2 separate regions of the Homo sapiens genome follow, and region 2 is linked to region 1. The links are chromatin contacts, found by Hi-C or POLR2A ChIA-PET in ENCODE. All regions are on one chromosome and are shown on one strand. Each heading gives the region's core, a stretch centred on a gene start or an enhancer-like site at or near the end of the contact. The rest is flanking DNA. Distances are from core to core; before and after follow the strand shown. Region 1 has its middle 39 kb from the start of DHRS7. Region 2 holds the start of SIX6 (SIX homeobox 6).

The links. A loop is a pair of places that touch in the nucleus more often than their neighbours do. ChIA-PET counts read pairs that join two places held with the same protein, here RNA polymerase II (POLR2A). Pooled maps may share reads with other maps.
Region 2: a loop to region 1 is called in a map of breast epithelium, with 11 times the contacts of the local background. The contact joins the promoter of SIX6 here to the enhancer-like site in region 1. A Hi-C loop is called at or near these places in 1 of 168 maps with a recorded cell type or tissue (breast epithelium) and 8 of 50 pooled maps. POLR2A ChIA-PET finds 5 or more read pairs at or near these places in 1 of 52 experiments (WTC11).

The regions. Positions count from the first base shown.
Region 1 is chr14:60,203,299-60,206,411 of GRCh38, reverse strand. No RefSeq gene overlaps it. Among named protein-coding and RNA genes, the nearest start is that of DHRS7, 39 kb to the right of the region's middle. Within about 2 kb of position 1,447, at least 2 of the 41 ENCODE cell types and tissues checked have a DNase peak (open chromatin) inside an H3K27ac peak, as active enhancers do.
Region 2 is chr14:60,507,286-60,510,645 of GRCh38, reverse strand. SIX6 (SIX homeobox 6) reads right to left here and starts at 1,500. Exons shown (of 2, transcript NM_007374.3): 1 at 676-1,500. The coding sequence starts at 1,247. It also overlaps a transcript of C14orf39 not described here.

The DNA of each region.
Region 1 (3,113 bases), core at 198-2,697:
AGTCATTGGTCTCAGCAACTCCTTCCCAGGTACTCTCATGTGATCCTAGGTAATCAAGCCTAAAACGGTACACTTTTCTCCCTGACTCATTTTTACCAGAACAATCATAATGAAAATGTAATTATATGACAGAACACCGAGGACATAGAACTTCACTCCTTTGTTGAGGTAGTCTTTTCACATAGAATTTTCATTTGCCAGTAGCTTGATGTCTGCTACTCCTAGAAAGATTTCTTTAAGATCTAAAGATTACACGATGCCCCAAATTTGAGAACCTTTGAGCTCCCTATTGACCCGTGTTCTACCAATTGTGAAGTGGAACAAAGAACAAAGGACAAATTTAAGAGGTTTCTACAAAAGAGCTGGATACCAGCAAAAGACATGAAAAAAGATATAAACAAACTGTAGAAATAGGAAAATGTATAGTAAAATTTTATACATGTGTCATTTAGTTCCTCTTCCCTTAGGAAATTATGATACATTGGGAACAATTAATACAAGGATGATATATAATAAAAAATTATCATGACCTAAATGTTTATCAGCTTGGTTTGTTGAATAAATTATGGTACATACATATAATGGAATACTATGGACAGTAATAGATGAGATGGAATGCTACAGTTATTGTATATGTTAAGTTAAAATGCCAATTGCAGAACAGTGTGATCCAATTTGAAAAAAAATCTGGAAGAGACACACTACAATGTGGTAGGGTGACAGAATTTCTCTTCTTTGTGTCATTGATTTTTTTTTTTAGAGTAAGCATTCACTGCTTCTATAATCAGCAAAAACACTGAAACTTTTCCACCCACACCCCCATAAAACAAAAAAAAAGAAAGTATTTGTATGAGCAAGTAAGAATTTACATAAAAGGTGATACTATTTCCCTCCTCCCCCCACCACACACACATCTTTTTCCCCTGGTACTGGAATTCAAAAGTCAGTATCACTGTGGCAATGACGAATAGGCAAAGGTTTGGTAGAGCCATGATGTTCCGAGATTTTTATTAAAGAAATTCACAAGCCTGATGAGTTGAAGAAAGCCTAAAAAGCTTTCTCCTTTTATGGTGTTGTGTGTATATGTTTGCATGCCCTTAGATGCAGCTTCTCATGCATCTTTTCCAATGACTCGTGGAGACTCTGGGTCAATGTCAAGAGGGCAGACTCTTTTCATATTCCCTCTCCCTTCCTGATCCCCAGAGGAAGGCCTTCTTTTAGAATCCTTGGCTGCGCCCAGCACCAGCGCTGGGAAAACTTCAAGTAGAGGAGGCTCTACCCACATTCCCTCCACAGGACCATCTTCCTCCTCTCAGCTTCCCCTCTCACCACTCTCTGTCACCTGAGATACCCAAGCTACTCCCCATAGCCTGTTTCTGTCAGCTGTGGTCCCTCACCACACATACCTCTCACAGCCTTTCAGCCTCCAGAATAACATTGCTTTCTATTCCTGGCTCCCTGTTGAACCATGACAACTCCTATCTTGTCAGGGCAATGTTCCTGATTAAGAGGAATTAAAATCTCAAAACAGGGCAAATAATCAATACTCTGACAAGTAGTACGTCACCAGGGCTAGTCACATCTCAGAAAGAGAGTTAACCTGAAGGAATGAATCTGTAATATTGTAATTTAGCCAGGGTTACAGACTAATAAGGACAATATTTTGGGTGGGTGTATGTGTCCGTGTGGGGGTGGAGGCAGGAAGCTAATTAGCAACACAACAAGGACTAGAACTTTTGTTTCCCTGTTGCTCAATCCAGGGCTCTTCTGGCAATAGTTTGCTGCCTTTTTTTTCTCCTTTATTGGAATTTAACACTTTAAGTAGTATTGTATAATTTGAAGAAAATTTCATCCTTCAATACTTTAAAGAGGAAAAGTATTACATTGCTATAGAATGTGTGTAAAACGCTGATTTGAACAGTGTTTGTAGTCATTTTGGCATATCAAACGATTATTAAATTACAGTATCTCCAGTTTAAAGCAAAGAATCAAGATAGTATTAACCCCTGCCATACTGTTTGAGAGGCAGTGAGCTCTGAAATCAGATTGCCTGGGTTGAGTGGGCAGGCAGTCTTATTTACATGCAACGGCTAGTTTAGCCACACGCCAGCTGTGTGACCTTGGGCAAATTAACCTTGCCTCTCCATGCTTGCGTTTCCTCTTTCATAAAACATGAGCAATAAAGGTATCGATCTTACAGGGTTGCTGCTAGCATTGAATGAGTTGATGCATATAAAACATTTAGAACAGAGCCTGGCACAAAGTAAACACCCGATAGATGTCCCTTGTGCAATTAGCAGTTGATGAAATGAAAGTATAGGTCACAGCTACATATATATTTTGTTGGATGCTCAAGTCAGCAAAAAATATGTTAAACATACCAGTGAGAATAGTCAGGAAAACTTAAAAAGAACAATGATAAAATGAAGACTTGCATTTCCAGGCATTACTATCTTTTATACCACCTATCAGTACAATCAGTGAAATAAAATGAGACTGTAGTAACAGTAAACAGAACAATGGAACAGAATAGAAACCTCTAAAAGCAACCCCAAACACACACATGAATTTAGTACTAGCAAGATTGACATTTGAAATTTGGGAAGAAAAATTGAGCCACCCAATAAATAGTAGTAAGACAAATGGTGAGACATTTGGAAAAGTCATCAAATCTGTTTTTTATAATTTATACCAAACTAAGTTACAGGCGGATAAAGGTTAAATGTAAAAACAAAATAAAAATATGAAAGGATGAAAAGTAAGGATAGAGTATAAAGATAACTATAATCAGCTATCAAGGAAAGGAAAGACTTCACTTAAAAATAAAGGAGAAGCCATAAAGAAACAGCTAAATAGACTTTAATATGTACAATTATTAAAATTCTGTATATTAAAAAATTAAAGAACGGGGGAAAAGTTGAATATGGGGTCAAGAGCATTACTTGATAAAGCTCATTTATAAATCAGTTAGAAAATATGATGCCCACTGAAACAGAGAAATGGGTAAAGGACATGAAAGGTAAATTCCCAAAAGATACTAAATGACCAAAATAAAATAAGAAATTTCAGTTAGATTAATATTTGAAGGAATGCAGTTCCCTTAAAATGAGATA
Region 2 (3,360 bases), core at 251-2,750, 300 kb before region 1:
GGGTCGGCCCGACCTAAAGGCAAAAAGGATTGTAAGGAGCATTTGGGCCTGGGGGATGAGGCCGGGCTCTTCCGCAAAATGTTTGGCTAATCGAGATCCACACTCCGGGAAACGAAAAGCCTCGGCCCACGGACTAGTTTGCTGTTTTGAGACAAGAGTGGCAGGCAGCGCATGGGAAGAGGAAAACTCGACTTCCCATTTCTCAAAAGTCCATTGAAAACTGTTTTCAAAGCATTAGGGAGGGATATACCTGGGCTTTGAAAATGATAATTAACATGAAACCGACACATTGCTAATAAGCCAGGCTTCGATTAATAGTAGGAGCCTGTGCCCAGGCTGACAAGAATTAGCTTTGGGTCTTGGGGTCCCTAACTGTTTGTAGGATTTTAATTTTTTATTTCTCTTCCCCTCTCCGTCCCAGTGAAGCCTTGGTTTGGTGACCGGGACCAGCTGCTGCAGCTGCCCGCAGGCGTGGGGAGCCAGCGGGTGGGGAAGCAGAGCCGGCAAGGGAACTCCCGGCCAGGAGCCCAGAACGCAGGGCTCTTAACCCAAGACAGACCGCGCTCCCAACTCCTGCTGAATTGGAGTCGCCAGGGACTGGGTAAGGGCGCCAGAGGTGCCTCCACCCGCCTCCTCCCCGGTGCGCTCAAAGCGCGGAGGCCTCTAGGTACCGACCTGTTCTTGGCTGCAGCCGCTCGGTCCCTTTGTCGGCGGTTTTTGAACCAGTTGCCCACCTGCGTAGGGGTCAGTCCGGTTGCCTGGGCGAGCTCACGTTTTTTGCTGGGGTTAGGGTATGGATCCTGCAGGTACCACTCGCGTAGCAGGTGCCGCGTGCGCTCCTTGAAGCAGTGTGTCTTCTGTTCGCCGTCCCAAATGGTGCGCGGCAGCGGGAACTTCTTCCTTACTCGGTACTTGTCCACAGGTCCCAGGGGTCTTCCACGCAGCTTCTCAGCCTCCTGGTAGTGTGCTTCAAGCCACAGCGCCTGCAGCTTGGCGTGCGACTCCTTGGTGAACTTGTGGTTTTCCAGGATATGATAGAGCTCGCGGTAGTTGCCACCGTGAAAGGCCACGATGGCTCGTGCGCGTAGCACCGACTCATTCTTGTTGAGGGCCTCGCAGGCCGCAGGGGCCACGGGCAGCGACCAGAGGAAGCGACCCAGGCGCTCCACATCGCCGCTCTCTTCCAGGGTCTCACATACCCCGGCCACTTGCTGGGGGCTGAAATTCAAGATGGGCAGCTGGAACATCGAGGCAGTGCCGGCGGCGGCGAGGGCACTGAGCCCGGAGCGGGACACGCAGCAGATGCCCGCGGGCCTGGCTGAGTGTGCCAGGCGCTTGTTGATGAGGCGGATTGGGGCAGCGGGACACACTACCGGGTGGCGGCGGTGGCTCAACGGCCGGGAGCGGACGACCCCGACTGGAGGAGGTGCTGGCTCCGCGGCTTGGGGTTCGGGCTCGGCTCGGCTCAGGCACGCCGGCAGGCGAGCTGGCTCCGCTATTGGGGTGGGCGGATTGGCGGCGCGGGCGCCATGGAGACCCCCTGTCAGTCACCGGGTGGCTCTGCCAATCAAAGCTTGAATCAGCACGCCAGGACTATTTCAGCACCTCCCCGTGCTCGACAGCGCCCGCCGTTAGCTCCTGGACTTTTCTTCAGTATTTTGCAGAACCTGGAGGTTGAAAAGACATGCGAGTGTCTGGGAGAAAAAGAGAGGCGAGTGCGGCAGCGTTCACTACTCCTCCCTCCCCCACCCCGCTCTACCCCTCCCTCCCTTTTTCCCACCAAATAGGCAGTGATGCCACAGGAATTCAGGAATTCACTTTGGGGCGATGCGTTGTCTCGGTCGAGAGGTCTCCAGAGGACAAAGAGGACTGGGCCAAACTGAAATGCTCCGAGAATTCGCAAGTTTAGTTGTAACGAAACAGCAAACCTTGCGGTGGGAGCAGGAAGCCGGTGGGGGGAAGCGATCTTCTCATTTTTCCCAAGTACCCATCTCTGCATGCCTCCCTCTTCCCCTTTCCAGTTGCCAAAGCAGCTGAGTGGGAAGCAAATCTGGAGCAGCAGGAACAGGACCAGGGATCTGTAGAAGAGGTCAGTTTGAACTCTAGCCTTACTCCCTTCAAAGCCCACTAAAATAATTTTAAATGCCAACAAGGACATGTTCACGTCTGATAACGCAGATGCAGACCACGAAGTCAGACACTTTAAGAAAAGAAGGGTGGGCTGTAGGGACCTCCAAATAAAGGGGGAGAAATATACTTTCTCCCCCTCCCCCAGTTTAATGGACTTGAACAAAGTGCAGCATAGCCACATCTAGAGCCGAGAAGTCATTGGTAGGTCAGGACAGCAACTTAAAAGCTTATTTCCTAGATCTTTTTTAAAATATCGACTTAACTCCTTTCCTTGTAGGCTTATTTTGCCCCTACCTTGTGTTAGAACTTATACCTCTTGAGCTGGGGATAACAACTCTAACCTTGGCATTTTAGCTCAAAAACAATTCAGTAAAAATACAATACAGAAGGGCATCCACGACAATGCGGGGGCCCAGAAAGCACTTCCTAAGCCGCTGATTATTGACCCCTCCTGTAGTGAGGAAGGAGTGGCTTGGTGGCTCTGACTTTGGGCTAGTGGAGTGAATTGGCAACTTTTATTGATTCCCAATTGGCAGTCCACATCATACCATTTTCTGAGGCCTGGGTCAAAGAAACCATGATCTCATCTGGGCCTGTGGTAGGGGTTTGTTTAGTTTGAAGAAAATAACTGGTAGGGGGCTGTATAACAAAAACGCCAGGAAAACCGTTTTGGGGAGGTCCATCCCTAGACAGAAATCAGGTGAGAACGTTCACAGCCGAACTGGACTGGACCCGACTGTCTTTTCTTTAGTATCAAGTACAATTTGTATGCGGCTTGTACAGATCTGGTAAATCAGAAGGCAGATAGATAGCACAGATGGTTGGAGGTGTCGGGTCAGATCACGCCACGCCTGAGTGCAGGGCAAAGCTCGTTCTGACGGAAAACCCTGATATTATTTTCACAGATCTTCACAGTTCACTCGAAAAAAATAGCAGAGGGGAAGAAAAAAGCCCTGAAACCATTTACATCATTTCTGTGAGATTGCCAACCGCCTCAACGGAGAGGCTTTCTTTTCTAAGAGTTCATTTTCTTGAAATACGACAAGGCAGGGGCAAAATAAAGAGGGCGATGAAGATAATGACAAAGCATAAACCTTCTTTCCCTTGGAGCGACTTCCGAATCAGCCGGAAGGACAACTTTTAGAAAGAAACATCGGATACAAGGGCCCCGAACACGCAGGCGGAGGAGAATCCGCGGTGCAGAAAAAGAGGGCCTCGGTGGCCGGGCAG